Regions from separate parts of the Homo sapiens genome. Here region 2 is linked to region 1. A link is an interaction called in ENCODE POLR2A ChIA-PET data of the cell type or tissue named here. Cell type or tissue: PC-9. All regions are shown on one strand. Links, peaks and the distances in the headings refer to the core of each region. The heading gives the core; the rest is flanking DNA. Region 1 overlaps LIPC (lipase C, hepatic type). Region 2 overlaps SLTM (SAFB like transcription modulator).

Region 1 (8,119 bases), core at 3,246-5,745:
GGTTCCTGATATTTCATACAAGAAGAAATTATTTCATTTTCTTTTGGGTAAGGACATCAGCAGATGGGTGACTGCAGGCAATTGAGGTGGGGCACCTTCCATGGGAGAGAACCAGGGATTCTACCATAGGAGGCCCGATTGGAGTCAGGATCTGCCTCCCGCCCATGATGCCTGGGCTAGAAGCTGTTGCTCAGTTCAGTGTTTGTTGAGCCCTTTCCATGTATTGGCTGGTACTGGGCACACAAGTGCATAAGAAAGAAGCCTCGGGTATTGCTATGCCCCTCACAAGGTTTTTCATACAACATGCATTATTTAATTTGCTAATGTGTGTGTAGGGGGGCTTTTGCTTTGTAAACATCCACTGCTGAAAATATTCCTAGACCTGGCAAGGGTCCTCTGGAAGACCGAAATTTCATAATTGCCCTGAAAACTCTCCAGGCCATGTACTCTGCTCAGGATGGAACAATCCTATGTAATAAATGTAACCGCAGCTCTGTCCCTGGCTTCTGTGGTCAGGCCAATGATCTGTAGCTGGGCAATGTTGGCTTCAGAATTTCTTGCACGATGGAAAGATGGAAACATTTGTGTGGGAATTTAGTCACTGCTGGACCTTACAGATTCAGCTCCTAGCTGTTGCTGAGCTTTGTCTGGAGATAAGCAGATTCTGCCCAAGGCCATGGTGAGGAATGTTTCTCCCACTCCCACCATCTTGAATTTTGCCCTGACCTGGACACCTGACCCTCCCATTTACTTTTTTCTTGAAAGTAATTCTGTGTCTCAATTTCTGAATGTGCACAATAGTTACTAAACTTTGTATTGTCCTTCACCTCTTGTGACACCCTAGCATCACTTCACTATAATGTCGAACCTCAATTACCCAAGGTATAATTCACTCCTAAGGAGTGAATGAGGTGCTTTGTAAAGCCGTGGTAATTTTTCAGGTCATTAAGATATTGTTTTGAACTCAGAAGAAATTCCTAAGTTTGTCTTGAGTGGGTTTCTTTTCTAGCTATTCTTTACAAATAGCTTTAGGTTTAAAGCTGCTGAAATTAATTTATTACATTTTGGAGGTTGCCATCTTCCCATCATTTTTTGCATTCTTGTTTCACCTCTTCTTTGTTGTTGTAGTTGCTCTTTACTATTTTTTTGTCAAATAAGAAAATGAGATACGGGATGGAAGGAAAGTTATTTTCATGTCTGATTTATTCTGGGGTTTTTTTTTTTTTTTTTTGAGTCCATTTTGGCTCCATACTACTGTAGCCTGAGGCCACAACTTCTTCTTTTGTGGATCCCAGGGAAAAAAGTAAGTAGAGTCTTTTTTCTTGCCAAAAATTTTTTCCTTCTAAACTTTTCTCTTAAATTCTCTTGAATTCTACTGCACTTCAGGCTAGAATCAGAATGATTTTTTTCTTTTAAGAAATCTGGTTATGAAAGAGTATGCCATTCAGAAGAGCTTTCCGTTTGTACTGGAATCCTCTCTGGGGAAAGTGGGGCTTGCTTCCCTAAAGTCCTTCCGAGGTCATAGGCACATTCCACCCTGTGTAGGTTCAAGGTAGGGTGAGAGAACTGAACAGATATCCTTAAAAGAAGATACACAAAGGGCACATGTGTACAAGAAAATGTGCTTAACATCATTAGTCATGGGAGAAATGCAAATTTAAAACACAACGGAATATCACTTCTCTCCCTTTAGAATGGCTAAAATTAAAAAGACTGACAAAACCGGGTAGAACTCCTCATAGATTGCTGGTGAGAACAAAAAATACTTTCTTTGGAAAACCGTTTGACAAGTTCTTTAAAGGCAAATGTACACTTACTATAGGACCCAGTAAACTTCAAGCGTTTACTCAAGAGAAATGGAAACATATGTCCACATAAATATTCAAATGTTCATGGCAGCTTTATTCATAATAACCCCAAATCTGAAACAACCCAAATATCTATCAACTGGTAAATGGATAAACAAATTGTCGCATATCCATCCAATGGAATACTACTCAGCAGGAAAAAGGAACAATTGCTGACACATGCCAGAACATGGATACATCTAAAATGCATAAAGCTAAGTGAAAGAAGCTAGATTTAAAAGGGTACAAACTGTGTGATTCCATTTACAGGACGTTCTGGAAAAGCAAAGCTATTGTGATTGAGAGCAGATCAGTGATTTCCTGGGTCCAGGGAATGGGGTGGGGATTAACTAGCAAAGGGCAAAAGGGAATCTCTAAAGAGAGATGGAAATATCCTACATCTTGATGGTGATCATGGTTACACAAGTGCACATTTAAAATGATTGTTGGAATACTGCACTATAGTCAAGCAATAATGTGGTTTCTCCACATTGCCCTTGATCCAGGTTGAGCGGCATAGGCTGCACAGCAGGCCTTCTGTGGTAGTTACTTGCATAAGTCAGGGCTGGGCCTGGCTGCTCCTGGTTTGCAGGCCTGAGAGGACAGGCTGTTTCTGAGTTTTCTGGAGGTTGGGGTCAATTGGCAGACATAACTCCAGGACTGACTTTGAACCAAAAGACCAGGTCGGGGAGGGAGCCAGCCCTCATGGAGCAGGGTCTCAGGGAGACTTGGCATGTCCGGAAGGTCTTCCCTGATTCCTTCAGGCCGGAGATGGCCAAGGGTTCCCTGGGGACTACCCTGTGGAGGCCAAGTTGTCCAGCAAGAGGGTTAGAAACACAAGGCGCCTGGAGACCATGCAGCGTCGCTGCACCCAGCCTGCATTTCAAACAACCTGTACTTATTGAGGAAAAATTCATTTTCCTTCTCTTATCAATCAAGGATATAGGTAACACCACCCATCTACACTTCCAGTTCTCTGGCGAGAATCCGTTTTACCACACCAAGTGGATAGAATTCCACAGGTAAGCAAACCAAGTCAACATTCAGTTGTCCTGTGCGATATCTTTTACGATGTGTTGGAAAATAGCTGGGCGATGCCCTTCTCCCACTCCAACCACTGCTCCCCAAGGACCAGGGACCTTTTATTGGTAGTGATGATCTAGTCTACCTTCCTTATGTCACAGTTGAAGAAACTGGGACCCAGAAAGGCCACCTGACATGCCCCAAACCATGCATCCAGGTAGAAACTCTGGGCTCTCCTGACATTCAAGCCAGCATCCTTCTACTGTGCTGGAGGACAGAGGTTCCGACCCTCTTCCCTGCCATGTTCTAGGACTCTTCCTATCTCTGTTAAAGCTCAGAGGGCTTACATTCCATGCCACATAAAGGCCGATGCCTCCAAATAAGGCCTCTGATCGGCACAAGAGGAAACAGGTCTTGAATCACAGAAGACAGTAGACTGGGTCTTGAATCACGGAAGACAGCTGACTGGGGCATCCTCTTGTCTATGGAAAATACCCCGAAACAATTGGGGTGACCAGGGTAGTAAAAACAGAGTCCCATGACCTTCACCCTTCAAACACCTGGCAGAGCTGCTGTCTGCTGGTGTCATTCTCAGACTAGATTTTTTTCTTTCTCTCCCAGAGGTAGCACTAGGAGAATCCTTACCCAGCTAAGGGGGCTGTGATGCTGGCATCTGACCACGGTTAGGCCAGGGAGGCTCCCCAGGAGCTGGACAATCACAGGCCCTTCAGCTGCTCTTGCCATGAGAGATCTTGGCTTACAGTCAAGTTGCCAAGCGCTGTTTTGATTGGCAAATTAATCCCATTGTGTTCTTGTTCCAAAACTTTATTTGATATATCATGACTATCTAGCTCCTGGCTTTGAGCTTCATTTGACCTTATCCTTCATTCCTGTACCAGACATAAACTACACAATTGCCAAGTGAAGCTTACAAGGAATAGAAGGAGGGGTGGGGGCAGAGGACCTTCGACATCACAGTCAAGGGATCTAGGAATATGCAAGTCCTGTCTCAGCCCAGAGCCACCTACCTCATGAAGTTACTGCTGGAGACAAGGATCCTGGGTGCCCTGGCAGGTAGGGACAGGCACTGCTTTAGTATTGGCAGTGATTGTACCTGTAAAAGGAAAATCAGGGCCACTCCGTCCTCCAGGTCAGCTGCCAGAAGATGAATTGGGTGCCTTATACTCAGTGAGAAAAGAAGAGAAGATTGCTGCTTCCTTTCCAGTCTGGACCCGTGGATGGAAGAAACTCAAGTTGGGCCCATGCCCTGAGCGTGGCTTGTTACTGCACAGCAGAAGCGGTTAGGAGCTTGGGCTCTAGCTGGGTATGGTGGTGCGTGCCTGTAGTCCCAGCTACTTGGGAGGTTGAGGTGGGAGGATCACCTGAGCGAGGTCGAGACTGCAGTGAGCAGTGATTGTGCCACTGCACTCCAGCTCAGGTGACAGAGCCAAACCCTGTCAAAGAAAAAAAAAGGCACCGAGCTCTGGAGCCAGATTGCCTGGCTTAAATCCCAGCTCTGCTACTTATTAACTGTGTGACCTTGGGCTAGTTATTTAACCTCTCTGTGTCTCAACTATATAATAAGACTAACAGTAGTACCTACCTTATAGGATTATTATGAGTGACAGATATGTGCCCCTGAGACGTGTTTTTAGGCCGGATTTAATCATGCAAAAAGAAAAGTGAGAGTGAGAGCAGAGGTGACCTGGGAACGCCTGGCTGTTCTGCAGGAATGTTCCCCTCCCTGGAGCTGGAATCTGGGCAAAGATAAACGCTTGCAGCATGAGGAAAGCATTAAGCATTAACTTGGCCAAACAGCCCAAGGTTATTCTTTTTTTTTTTTTTTTGAGACAGAGTTTTGCTCTTGTCACTCAGGCTGGAGTGCAATGGGGTGGTCTCGGCTCACTGCAACCTCTGCCTCTCGAGTTCAAGCGATTCTCCTGCCTCGGCCTCCCGAGTAGCTGGGATTACAGGCAGTAAACCGTGGGTGGGGAGTGTGGGCTGAAAGCATGTTGGATGTGCTCTTTGGGGCAGAGGTTTGGGGGCTGCCTGATGAGAAAATGGGCCTGATCTAGTCCTTGAACCTCCCTAGGGCTTCCCCATGTGCGGACCTGCGGCTGAGAGGGCTGGCTCTTGGGTATGCTTTTAGAGACTGAAGGCCCACCCTGATCCCATTCATTCATTCATTCATTCATTAATTCATTTATTCATTCAACCACACATTTATTAAGCACCTACTATGTGTCAGGGATTGTGAATACACTGTGATACCTAACAGTGAATAAGACAGACCATGCTTTCAAAAAGCTCATGGTCTTATGGTAGAGGCAAGTAAATAAACAACTGTCACACAGTTTGGAAAGTGTTGTGTTGGCCGAAGAATAGGAAAGTGCCCACCCAGCCATAAGGTGGCTGGTGTAAAGGCAGCCAGATGAACTCCATTGGTGGGTGGTACCGCCAGCTCCTCAGATAATCTTGGGAATTTTAATCAAAGGCTGGCCCTGATGGGAGGGAAGGATTATGAAATGTAGGGGGAAGGTGAGCTTATGTGTGGCCAATATGGTCACCTCTAGACTCACAGAGGTTGAGGTCATGGCTGCAGCATGCACCCTGTGCCCTTCAGCTTTCCTGAGGCGCTTGGTGACTCTCATCTTCTTTGAGACTTGCCTGACCCTGGGGTCTGCAGCACAGCGGTTCCTATCCTAGGCATGTTAATTTCCTCATGAAGAAATAAGGAGGGGTTCAGTGACTGCCAAGGCCCACAACTGGCTAAAAAAGCAAACCAGGACCAGAATTCGATTTCTCCGCACATCTAAGTTCTGAGACTATAAAAGTTTTCTGGGCATGTGCACTATTTCCCCTAAGATATTCTTTTGGACCTGTATCCTCCCTTCACCACCCATATCTGGAGGCCCAGCTGACTGCTGCCTGCCCACTTCAGACCACGGGCAGGTACCCGACAGTTTCCAGGTTGCCATAGGGAGCAATGGCAGAGGCAGGGTAGTGGAGTGGCCAGTGGGGCGGGCACTGGCTTTGGAGCCAGTCAGTTCTGTGTTTGATTGTTTAACACTTATTAGCTGTATGGCCTTGGGAAGCTTGCTTAACCAGTAGGAGCCTCAACTTCCTTCTTCTAAGTTGGAAATAGGAAGACCGTCTTGTGTGGGTGGTAGTGAGGATGAACGAAGTTGATGAAATATCTAGTCCAGGGGTTGGCATTCAATGTGTTGTTTCCCTTTCCAAACTTGCCTAAGATCTCTTCCTTCTCATGTCTCAACCCAACATAGTTCCTTCCAGATATTTGTGGGTACTTATCCACCAAGGTCTTTGCCAGCCTATTTGGTACCTCTCTGTGAATTCTGTGCACCTGCTTTAGGTAGCACACTGCCTTAGCTGTGTAGCTTGGCGCGGTGCCTTTGTGCCAAGAAAAGGAGGCCCCTCCTTGGAGTGAGGATTTCAGCCTCCCATCTTCCATTTGGCCAGGTTGTTCTGGGCAAGAGAAATCTACTGGGCTTAGGTGGCAGCTCTGGAGCCTACTTGGCTGAGTCCCTACCTCCACCAGCTAGGGTGCTCCAGCTGTGGGATGCTCTGTCTGAATCAGGCACCTCGAGGAGCCAAACTAGGCTACCGGTTAACACTCTCTGCTAATGAGGAAATCAGTCTGACTGCAAAACACTCCAGCCAGGGTTCTGCCCTTACACCACTGCTAAGGAAACACTCATCCTCACAGCCTCCCTGATATATTACCTAACTTTTTACATTTGTGAGCAGTGGTTCTCATGTATTCATGTGCTGGAGATGCAGACTCCTGGGTGCCATTCCCAGAGCAGCTGATTCAGTAGGTCTGGGAGGCCTGGGAATTTGCATCATCCCAGGGTGGCAGATCATTCTGAGAAGAAGTTGCCCAGTGGTGAAGAGTATGAGTTTTGGAACCAGGCTGGGATCCAAAGCTTGGCTCTGCCGCTAATGAGCCACAATTCTGGGCACGTTTACAGATGGTTTCCTCATGGGGTTGTAAGTGAATGAGATAAACGTGTAAAGTACCTCCCACAATGCCTGGTATATAGCAGGTTCTCAATGAATAAAGGTGGCCCTGGTGGCATTGGTGGTAGTAGAAGTAGGCATTGATATTGCTATTGTAACATCTTCCTCCTTGAAGGGTTCTTCTGCACCTGATCAGTAACAGATCATGAGGAGACAGAATATCAGACAGGATAACTCTTTATGTTGAGGTTATCTGGGATCACCCTCATTTAAACAGATTGGATGGACCAGAAGATCAGTGCTGAGAATCTTCAGGGCAAAGTCCAAACCTCCAGGAAGACATAGGTCTCCTATTTGGCCTTTCCCCAGAACACCGGCCTCAAAGGGGTACATAGACATGGCCTACTGGGACTCTCCCAGAAGGCCTTGCACCCCTGCCTCTGCCTTGTTTGGGGAGTGGGCTGTGCTTGCCTCTTTCCCTGGTTGGATGCCTGCAGGCATATATTGGCCTCCTTGTAGGAGAGAAGAGAATAAAACATGACAGTGAGCAAGGAGAGCCCCAGTGACAGAGCTCAGCTTGCCAGTAAATGGCCAGGGGAGCTCTGAACTAAAAAGGACTATGGGGGAAGATTTGTCCTATTTCATACTAACACGTACCGTAAAGATTCAGTAATTCAAGCTGTGTATACAGGAGCTTGGATAAAGAAGCAGAATAGAAACCCAGAACACTCAAATGCATATGTTTGCATTCAGTATTTGATAGAAGTGACTTCTCAAATTGGCCAGGTTGTTCTGGGCAGTGGAAATCTAATTTCTCAAAGTGCTGGGGTAAAGATGGACTTTAAAAAATAGTATTGGGAGATCTGGAAAAAGATGAAAAGTTATAAGTTTGGTCCATACCTCTCATCATACATCAGGAAAAACTCCAAATGGATCCAATTTTTAAATGAAATAACAGGAATCATAAAATGACCAGAAAAAAAATATGGGCTAATTCCTTGATAACCTTTTGAATAAGAATCTCCCTCTGTGATTCAAAATTCAGAAGCTGTAAAAGATTGTTAAATTAGACTACATTAAAGCAAACAAAAAACTTCTGTATGACCAACTAAATTAAAAAAAGACCATAAGCAGAGGCAAAAAATGAACAATAAAGTGAGAAAAAATAATTGCAACTCATAACACAAAGGGCGAATATCCCCGATATCTATAGAATGCCTAGAAATCAAGGAGACCAAGGACAGCAACCCACAGAACAAAAAATGGGC
Region 2 (8,119 bases), core at 2,399-4,898, 350 kb before region 1:
GAGATTGCCCAAGTTCAAATCTCTGCTTCACCATTTTATTAGCTCTGTGACCTTGGAAGAGTTCCTCAACCTCCAGATCTGTTTCTTCAGTAAAGTGGGGTTAGCAATGGTTCAGACCTCACGGGACTGTTGAAAAGAGTAAATGATTTATTTTGGATAAAGTACCAAGAACAGTGCCTGGTATTTGCAGTGATGATTTGTTCTTTGTTCTCTGATGTTTTTTTCTTTTAAACCTTTTTCAGTAACGCATCCCCAATTAATAGAATTGTACAAATCAGTGGCAATTCCATGCCAAGAGGAAGTGGCTCCGGATTTAAGCCATTTAAGGGTGGACCTCCGCGACGATTCTGAAAATGAGCTCTCTGCCAAGGTTTTAAGATAATTTATTGAAATCTCCTGTAAACTTTACTTGACTACTTATGAAGAGGACCTCTGACTTGCTTGAGAGTTCTGTCAGACTTTTCTTTTTAAAAATTTAACATGATTGCTTTTCTCAATTTTGGAGAAGATGTTTAAATAGTTCTGTTGTAACTTTTAATAGTTTTGTGTATCATTCAACTTTTTTTCTTGCAGCACCGAGGCACATTTGAAAAGATGGAATTGAAGTCGTTTTGTTTAACGCTGTGTGAATATAAAGAGTAGTTTGCAGCTGTGTGGTAGTGGTTTAATTTGCAGCCTTAGCTCTGTGGTGTCTGGCTCTAGAGTTACTTCTTTTTACCAAGCATTTTCAGCCTCCATTTTGAAGGCTGTCTACACTTAAGAAGTCTTAGCTGTCTAATTTTTAGAGAATAAGATTGTTCATTGCATTTCTGAGTATTATGTAACCTATTTTTGCAGAAGGTACTGTTACATTAAGTGCATCTGTGTATCCTGGTTTAAAAAAATGTAATCTTTTTTGAAATAAACCTTCATATTCTGTATAGTTGCTAAAGTGTTGAGAACCTTTTTAATTGTAAAATGAGAACCGATTTTCAGTTTAGTGTAGCAGCACACTTGTTCAGGTTTGCATGGTATGAAACCAAATAGATTCATGAAACCTTGGCCATGAGGTTTGTTTCACAAGGTTCTTAGACCGAGTTGTGCAGGTAAGTGCACTTTTAGGTAATCTGCACTGTTTGTTTGATGGATAAATTCCATCTCTGGGAATTGTGTGGGTATTAATGTTTCCATGTTCCCAACTATGTTGAGAAGTGGAAAAAAACCCAGGTTCTAGATGGGTGAATCAGTTGGGTTTTGTAAATACTTGTATGTGGGGAAGACATTGTTGTCTTTTTGTGAAAATAAAAATCCACACCTGGAAGTGTATGTGTCTTTGTTTTCAGCGTTTTAGGTGTTAGTCGTCCAGTTCTTTCTGTAGTTCAGCCCAAGGTGACTGACTAGATATAGAGCTATAAAGGCATTCTTTTGGTCTTTGTTCTTCAGAAATAAATCTAGCTTAGACTCTTCACCTCAGTAGCTGGGCAGCACATGCTGTTCACATGTTAGAGACTTAACCACTAATCCTATGGCTTTTTTAAAGGCATCTCTTTTAGGAAAGCCCTTCAAGGTAAATGCTGCTCTTTCAAAAAAGCTTCCCACATCCCTTTATATAAATCAGTGAAGAAAAATCCAAATGGTCTAGATTTTGGTAAATTCAGCACTCTCTATGCTCAATACGGTCATGCCCATGAGATGGCTCACACTTCTGAGTGCCGTGGGGCAACCAAGGTTCTGTGGTCTCTGGTCCTTTGGGGAACTTCTCTGGATTTCTTACGTTTTCTGCCATTCCCAGTCCTACAGCTGTGGGAGCAGGTTGGGTGTCTGCGTTGGTGTAGGGGAGGTCTACCTCATTTTTGATCACTACGTGTTGTAGAGTGGCACAGGAGAAGCCTCAGTATCCATTGGAGTGAATGTTGGTGACTTTGGGTTAGAATGTCACTTCTCGTTGTTTCCTCATTTGTAGAGTGGGACTGTGCTTCTTAGAAGGGATTATCATACAGCTGCAAACACTGGCTAAGCGCTTTACGTGCTGGGCAATGTGCTAAGCGTTTGACATATGTTCCCTTGCCTAATACTCAGAAGAATCCTCCTAGCCACAGGTAGAATTACTGACCTGACCAGTTTTCAGATGGGAATCTGGATAGTAACCTGCCTTTTAAACATTAGATCCTTGATTTGTTTCAGTCTTTTCTACACTTATACTGAAGGGTACAAGCCTACAGACACTATAGGTAATTATTTTTTACTCGAGTTGCCATGGCGATGGCTTTAAGTTCAGAAAAGCTGACAAAACCACCTGATATGCTGGCATTGAGGTTGAGTGGCCCTCAACCATCATGGGCAGCAGCTAGCAGCGATCTGGCTGGCTCAGGGTCAACAGTGAAAACCAAATTTGGAGGTTTTTGTTTTGTTTTGTTTTTGTTTTTGAGACAGAGTCTAGCTCTCACCCAGGCTGGAGTATAGTGGCACGATCTCGGCTCACTGCAACCTCCGCCTCCTGGGTTCAAGCGATTCTCCTGCCCCAGCCTCCCGAGTAGCTGGGATTACAGGTGCCAGTCACCACGCCCAGCTATTTTTTTGTATTTTTAGTAGAGACGGGGTTTCACTATGTTGGCCAGGCTGGTCTCGAACTCTTGACCTCATGATCTGCCTGCCTCAGCCGCCTAAAGTGCTGTGATTACAAGCGTGAGCCACCACGCCTGGCCTATTTAGAGGTTTTGTTGTTGTTTTGAGGTGGAGTCTCACTCTGTCTCCCAGGCTGGAGTGCAGTGGCACAATCTTGGCTCACTGCAACCTCTGCCTCTCGGGTTCAAGCAATTCCCCTGCCTCAGCCTCCCAAGTAGCTGGGATTACAGGTGCCTGCCACCACGCCCGGCTAATTTTTTCTATTTTTAGTAGAGACGGGGTTTCACCATGTTGGTCAGGCTGGTCTTGAACTCCTAACTTCATGATCCACGAAGGAAGACAGATTCTTCAAAGCCAAGAGAATGGAGGAAAATGTGCCATTCCCCGTGTGCTTGATGCGTAATCCAAATGTTTCGCCACAGGACAATGGCATCAATGAGTCAGAAGCTACAGACAGCTCATATGATGCAAAAAAGATTCAAGAAAGATAGTAGCCAGTCTTGGTAAGTTGGGCAAGATGCTGACGTCAGAAACTACACATGCCAAAAATAATTGTAAAATAAAATTAAAAGCTTAGGAATTACATAGAAAAAATCTCAAGCTCTTAAATGTATGAAGTAATGAAAACATTTAAAACCTTTCTGCCTGGATTGTCAGTTAACTCAGTTCCTCCATACTTAACAGGTCCTAACAAATACTGAATCCTCATTGAAAAAATTGTCAGATTTTTTGCATTTATAAAGAACCTCATCCAATCCATCTAACTAAAGATGAATCTCTTACAATACCTCCAATAACTGCTTAATTAGCATTTCTGTCAAACACCTCAAATTTACCATGTGTAGTTACCCCCAAAAACTCATCCTCTCAAATATTTAATCACCACCTTCAACTCAGTAAGGGCATTGTAGGTAAAATTAATAATATCCCCTAAAACGCACCACTCAACAAATACTGTTTATTTTTATCTGAAACAAATTGTTTCCTGAAATCCTTTAAGTGCTTCCTACAGATAAGCCTTTATCTTTCCTTTCTCTTTCCTTTTGACTTAGCTATTCCAGCCAGGCCTGAGGGGCAGGTATCATCTAGTTAATGTTCACCTACATACTCTGTACCAAAATCACCAATATCTATGTCTTCACCGCTGCCCCTCTTACATTTTTCTCTGAGAAGACCAACTTCCCCTCCAAGCCCTCTAATGTCTCTTCATCTGTAGAATACATTCAGTCTGTCACCTCATTTCCTACTACTCTCCTCCTTGTTCACCTGGTTCCACACTGGCCTCGTCCCGTGTGTTGACCACAGCATCTCATCTCAAGCCTTTTGCTTGTGCTCACTCCTTCATCTGAAACGCTCTTCCTCAGATAGCCATGTGGGCTCGCTCCCTCATTGCTTCAGTTCTTAGCTAAAATGTCATTTTCTCAACCATGCCTTCCCGATTTTATTTAAAATTGCCACACTTAGGCTGGGTGCAGTGGCTCATGCCTGTAATCCCAGCACTTTGTGAGGCAGAGGTGGGCGGATCACCTGAGGTCAGCAGTTTGAGACCAGCCTGGCCAACATGGTGAAACCCCATCTCTACTAAAATTACAAAAAAATTAGCCGGGCATGGTGGTGGGCGCCTGTAATCCCAGCTGAGGCTTAGGCAGGAGAATTGCTTGAACCCGGGAGGCGGAGGTTGCAGTGAGCCAAGATGGTGCAATTGCAGTCCAGCCTGCATGACAAGAGCAAGACTCCCATCTCAAAATAAAATAAAATTGCCACACTTATTCCCTTTCTCAGCATTCCCCCTCCTTCCCATCTAACCTATTTATAATCCATCTTCTCCTACTTCATGTAAGCTCCAGAAGGACAGCTGTTTTTGTCTATTTTTTCTTTTCACTGCTGTATCCCTGACGCCTGGCTCTTAGTAGCCACTCAATAAATATTGGATGAATAAATAACCATGTGAAGGATTCAGAATTTTTATAATAGGGACTTAGGGAAAGCAATCTGGTTGGAATGGGGGAGCCTGGGCTTTGTCTTGAAGTTGGTGTAACATTGGTGTAGCATTGCTGTAGCAAACACACTTTTTTAAGGCTGAATACTTAAGCCACCCCATTGGTGCAGCCATCAGTAAGAAATGGGATTGTTTAGGGACAGGTTGCCCAGACCAGCATCTCTAAGCCTGGAATTCATACTGTCTGAGGTGAGATGCCTGCCCCAGGCATAAACATTAGCCATGAAGTCATCTTGGCTCCATGCTCACCATGTATATAGTTTCCCACCTGGATTTGCCAACAGGGTTAGGAAATGAGTATGAAATCTACTCACTGGTTAAATTTTCATCAGTTTATGAGACAGCCCATCAAAAGCTCAAGCAATAACCTTTCATTTGGACAGAGACAGTTTTCCTTCTCTTTTTTTTTTTTGAGATGGTATCTCACTGTCTCCCAGGCTGGAGTGCAATGGCATAATCTCAGTTCACTGCAACCTCTGCCTCCCAGATTCAAGTGATTCTTATGCCTCAGCCTCTCAAGTAGCTGGGATTACAAGGCACCTGCCATCACACCTAGCTAATTTTTGTATCTTTAGTAAAGATGGAGTTTCACTATGTTGGCCAGGCTGGTGTCAAACTCCTGACCTCAAGCGATCTGCTCTCCTCGGCATCTTAAAGTGCTGGGACTACATGGTGTGAGCCACCATGCCCTGCCCCTTCTCTCAATAAATCTAGTGATGTCCATCAAACTATAAAATTAATTTCCTCACCACATTTCAGGCATTTGGAAGGTGGATTGCAGGAGAAATGGGTCAGATACCATGACAAGAAATGGTGCATCCCTCAAGGACATGGTAATATAAGGCTAAAAATTCTAAGGAATTCTGATCCAATGAACTAACACCCTAATTTTCTAAAATTACCAAATTATCTGTTAGCTTCTTTAATGACTTTATTTCCTATGGATCTGCCATCCTAGGCCTCTGGACAGGTAGCCTGCTAGGATTTGCTTCACCTGGTTGACAGCTCACTCCCTCTGAACTACTCAAAGAACAATCAAATTTATTAGATAACATGGTACTACAGGGAAGGCCCTTGCAGCTGGGACAACGTGCAGGGGCATCCAGTCTAGAAACCATAGGCTTCAGAATGTAGAGGAATAAGGACTCAAAAACCAGTCTGCCATTTACTAGATGTGTTCAATTATGGGCAATTTATCTGTATGTCCAGAATACTATAGTCAACTTTACTAGTAGGAACAGGGCTATTGTAAGGGTTTAAGTGGGAAAATATGTGTCAAATACTGAACAAATTCTGCCCATTGTTTTTCTTGTTCTTGCAAAGTCACCTTGTGTTCCCTGATTTAAGACAAAAGAGACAACCTCATTTGTAAAAGGTCGCTGATCAAATAGAGAATTAGGCAGGGCGTGGTGGCTCATGCCTGTAATCCCAGCACTTTGGGAGGCCGAGACGGGTGGATCACCTGAGGTCAGGAGTTCAAGACCAGCCTGGCCAACACAGTGAAGCCCTGTCTCTACTAAAAGTACAAAAATTAGCCGGGCATGGCTGTGTGCACCTGTAGTCGCAGCTACTCAGGAGGCTGAGGCAGGAGAATCGCTTGAACCAGGGAGACAGAGGTTGCAGTGAGCTGAGATCATGCCACTGCACTCCAGCCTGGGAGACAGAGTGAGACTCCGACTCAAAAAAAAAAAAAAAGTAAAAATAAAAACAAGATAATTGGCCGGGTGTGGTGGCTCACGCCTGTAATCCCAGAACGTTGGGAGGCTGAGGCGGGAGGATCATGAGGTCAGGAATTCAAGACCAGCCTGACCAATATGGTGAAACCCCATCTCTACTAAAAATACAAAAATTAGCTGGGCGTGGTGGCGGGCGCCTGTAATCCCAGCTACTGGGGAGGCTGAGGCAGGAGAATTGCTTGAACCCGGAAGGCGGAGGTTGCAGTGAGCCGAAATCGTGCCATTGCACTCCATCCCGGGTGACAGAGTGCAACTGTCTCAAAAAGAAAAGATAATTGAACTGGCATATATGCTAAGTGGACAAAATCTGAGGTCTAATGGGTGATGAGCCTGGGCCACACCCCCAGAGGTTCATGGATGGAGTCCCAACATGTTTTACCCCCAAAAGTTCCTCCACAGGATTCACATGTACAGCAAGTTTTGACAATCACTCTGGAGATGTAGCTCAGAGTAGGAAAAACCAAATGCTTTTTACAAGCTGCTGGCAATCAACTCTGGGTTTTTGCCAGTGGGATGAGATGCTCTGAATAATGTAATTTTGTGGTTAAATGATCAGTTCCTCTGTAGAGCTGAATCACCCAGGGTGGGAGTGGAGGACCTCTGCATCACCTTTAGGAACTTGGGTCCAGAGCTTTCAGAACTGTCCTGCTTGCCGGGCATGGTGGCTCATGCCTCTAATCTCAGCACTTTGGGAGACTGGGGTGGGAGGATCACTTGAGGCTAGTTTAAGACCAGCCTGGGCCAAATAGTGAAACCCCGTCTCTTTAAAAACAAAAACAAAACCGAACTGCTTTGGTTAAGCTGTGAAATATTAATATTATGTATTATTTAGATAAGTAATACTTTGTTTTCATTATACTAAGTAGAGAATTCTATTTAAGTAGAGAATCACCTTTGAAAGAAGTGTAAGAGGTCAGGCGCGGTGGTTCACGCCTGTAATCCCAGCACTTTGGGAGGCTGAGGTGAGTGGATCACGAGGTCAGGAGTTCAAGACCAGCCTGGCCAAGACGGTGAAACCCTGTCTCTACTAAAAATACAAAAATTAGCTGGGTGTGGTGGCAGGCACCTATAATCCCAGCTACTCAGGAGGCTGAGGCAGAGAACTGCGTGAACCCTGGAGGCGGAGGTTGCAGTGAGCCGAGATTGCACCACTGCACTCCAGAATGGGCAACAGAGCGAGACTCCGTCTTAAAAAAGAAAGAAAGGAGTGTATCAAGAGTCTCATTTTGCATCAACTAAAATTTTCATTCACTAAGCAAAAATATTACACTTTCTATTTTACACACTGTTTAACTATTTTTTTCAAGTAAATTTTATCTTATCTGCTTTTTTTTTTTTTTTTGAGATGACATCTCGCTCTGTCACCCAGACTGGAGTATAATGGCACAATCTTGGCTCACTGCAACCTCTGCCTCCTGGGTTCAAGTGATTCTCCTGCCTCAGTCTCCTGAGTGGCTGGGATTACAAGTGCCTGCCACCACGCCCAGCTAATTTTTATATTTTTAATAGAGACAGAGTTTCACCATGTTGGCCAGGATGGTCTCGATCTCTTGACCTCGTGATCCGCCTGCCTTGGCCTCCCAAAGTGCTGGGATTACAGGTGTAAGCCACCGCGCCTGGCCTGCTTGACTATTTTTAAAATTTAAACACAAAAACTCCAAGTGGTCACATAGAATGACAAAAGTAAAGTTAACTCAAATTCTAGTTTTCAGTGCATAGGTTTTACATCTACCTCTAGTATTTTGTTTGATGCTATTATAAATGGACCTGTTGAATTTCA

The links. Peaks named below come from ENCODE experiments on the same cell type or tissue, not always from the same donor. Only the 100,000 strongest peaks of a DNase experiment are listed, where the experiment ranks them.
Region 2: POLR2A ChIA-PET joins it to region 1 with 11 read pairs; 2 of 35 experiments call an interaction of 5 or more read pairs at or near these places.

What each region holds. Positions count from the first base shown.
Region 1 is chr15:58,524,739-58,532,857 of GRCh38, reverse strand. The region is part of intron 1 of LIPC (lipase C, hepatic type); the gene reads right to left. Among named protein-coding and RNA genes, the nearest start is that of LIPC-AS1, 30 kb to the right of the region's middle. In PC-9, for the core only: no CTCF peak of the experiment used is centred there; a DNase peak (open chromatin) is centred at 4,597; H3K27ac peaks cover 1,648 bases.
Region 2 is chr15:58,872,231-58,880,349 of GRCh38, reverse strand. It overlaps SLTM (SAFB like transcription modulator), which reads left to right. Exons shown (of 21, transcript NM_024755.4): 21 at 243-1,300. The coding sequence ends at 351. Among named protein-coding and RNA genes, the nearest start is that of SLTM, 57 kb to the left of the region's middle. RefSeq lists a silencer at 1,973-2,173. In PC-9, for the core only: no CTCF peak of the experiment used is centred there; no DNase peak of the experiment used is centred there.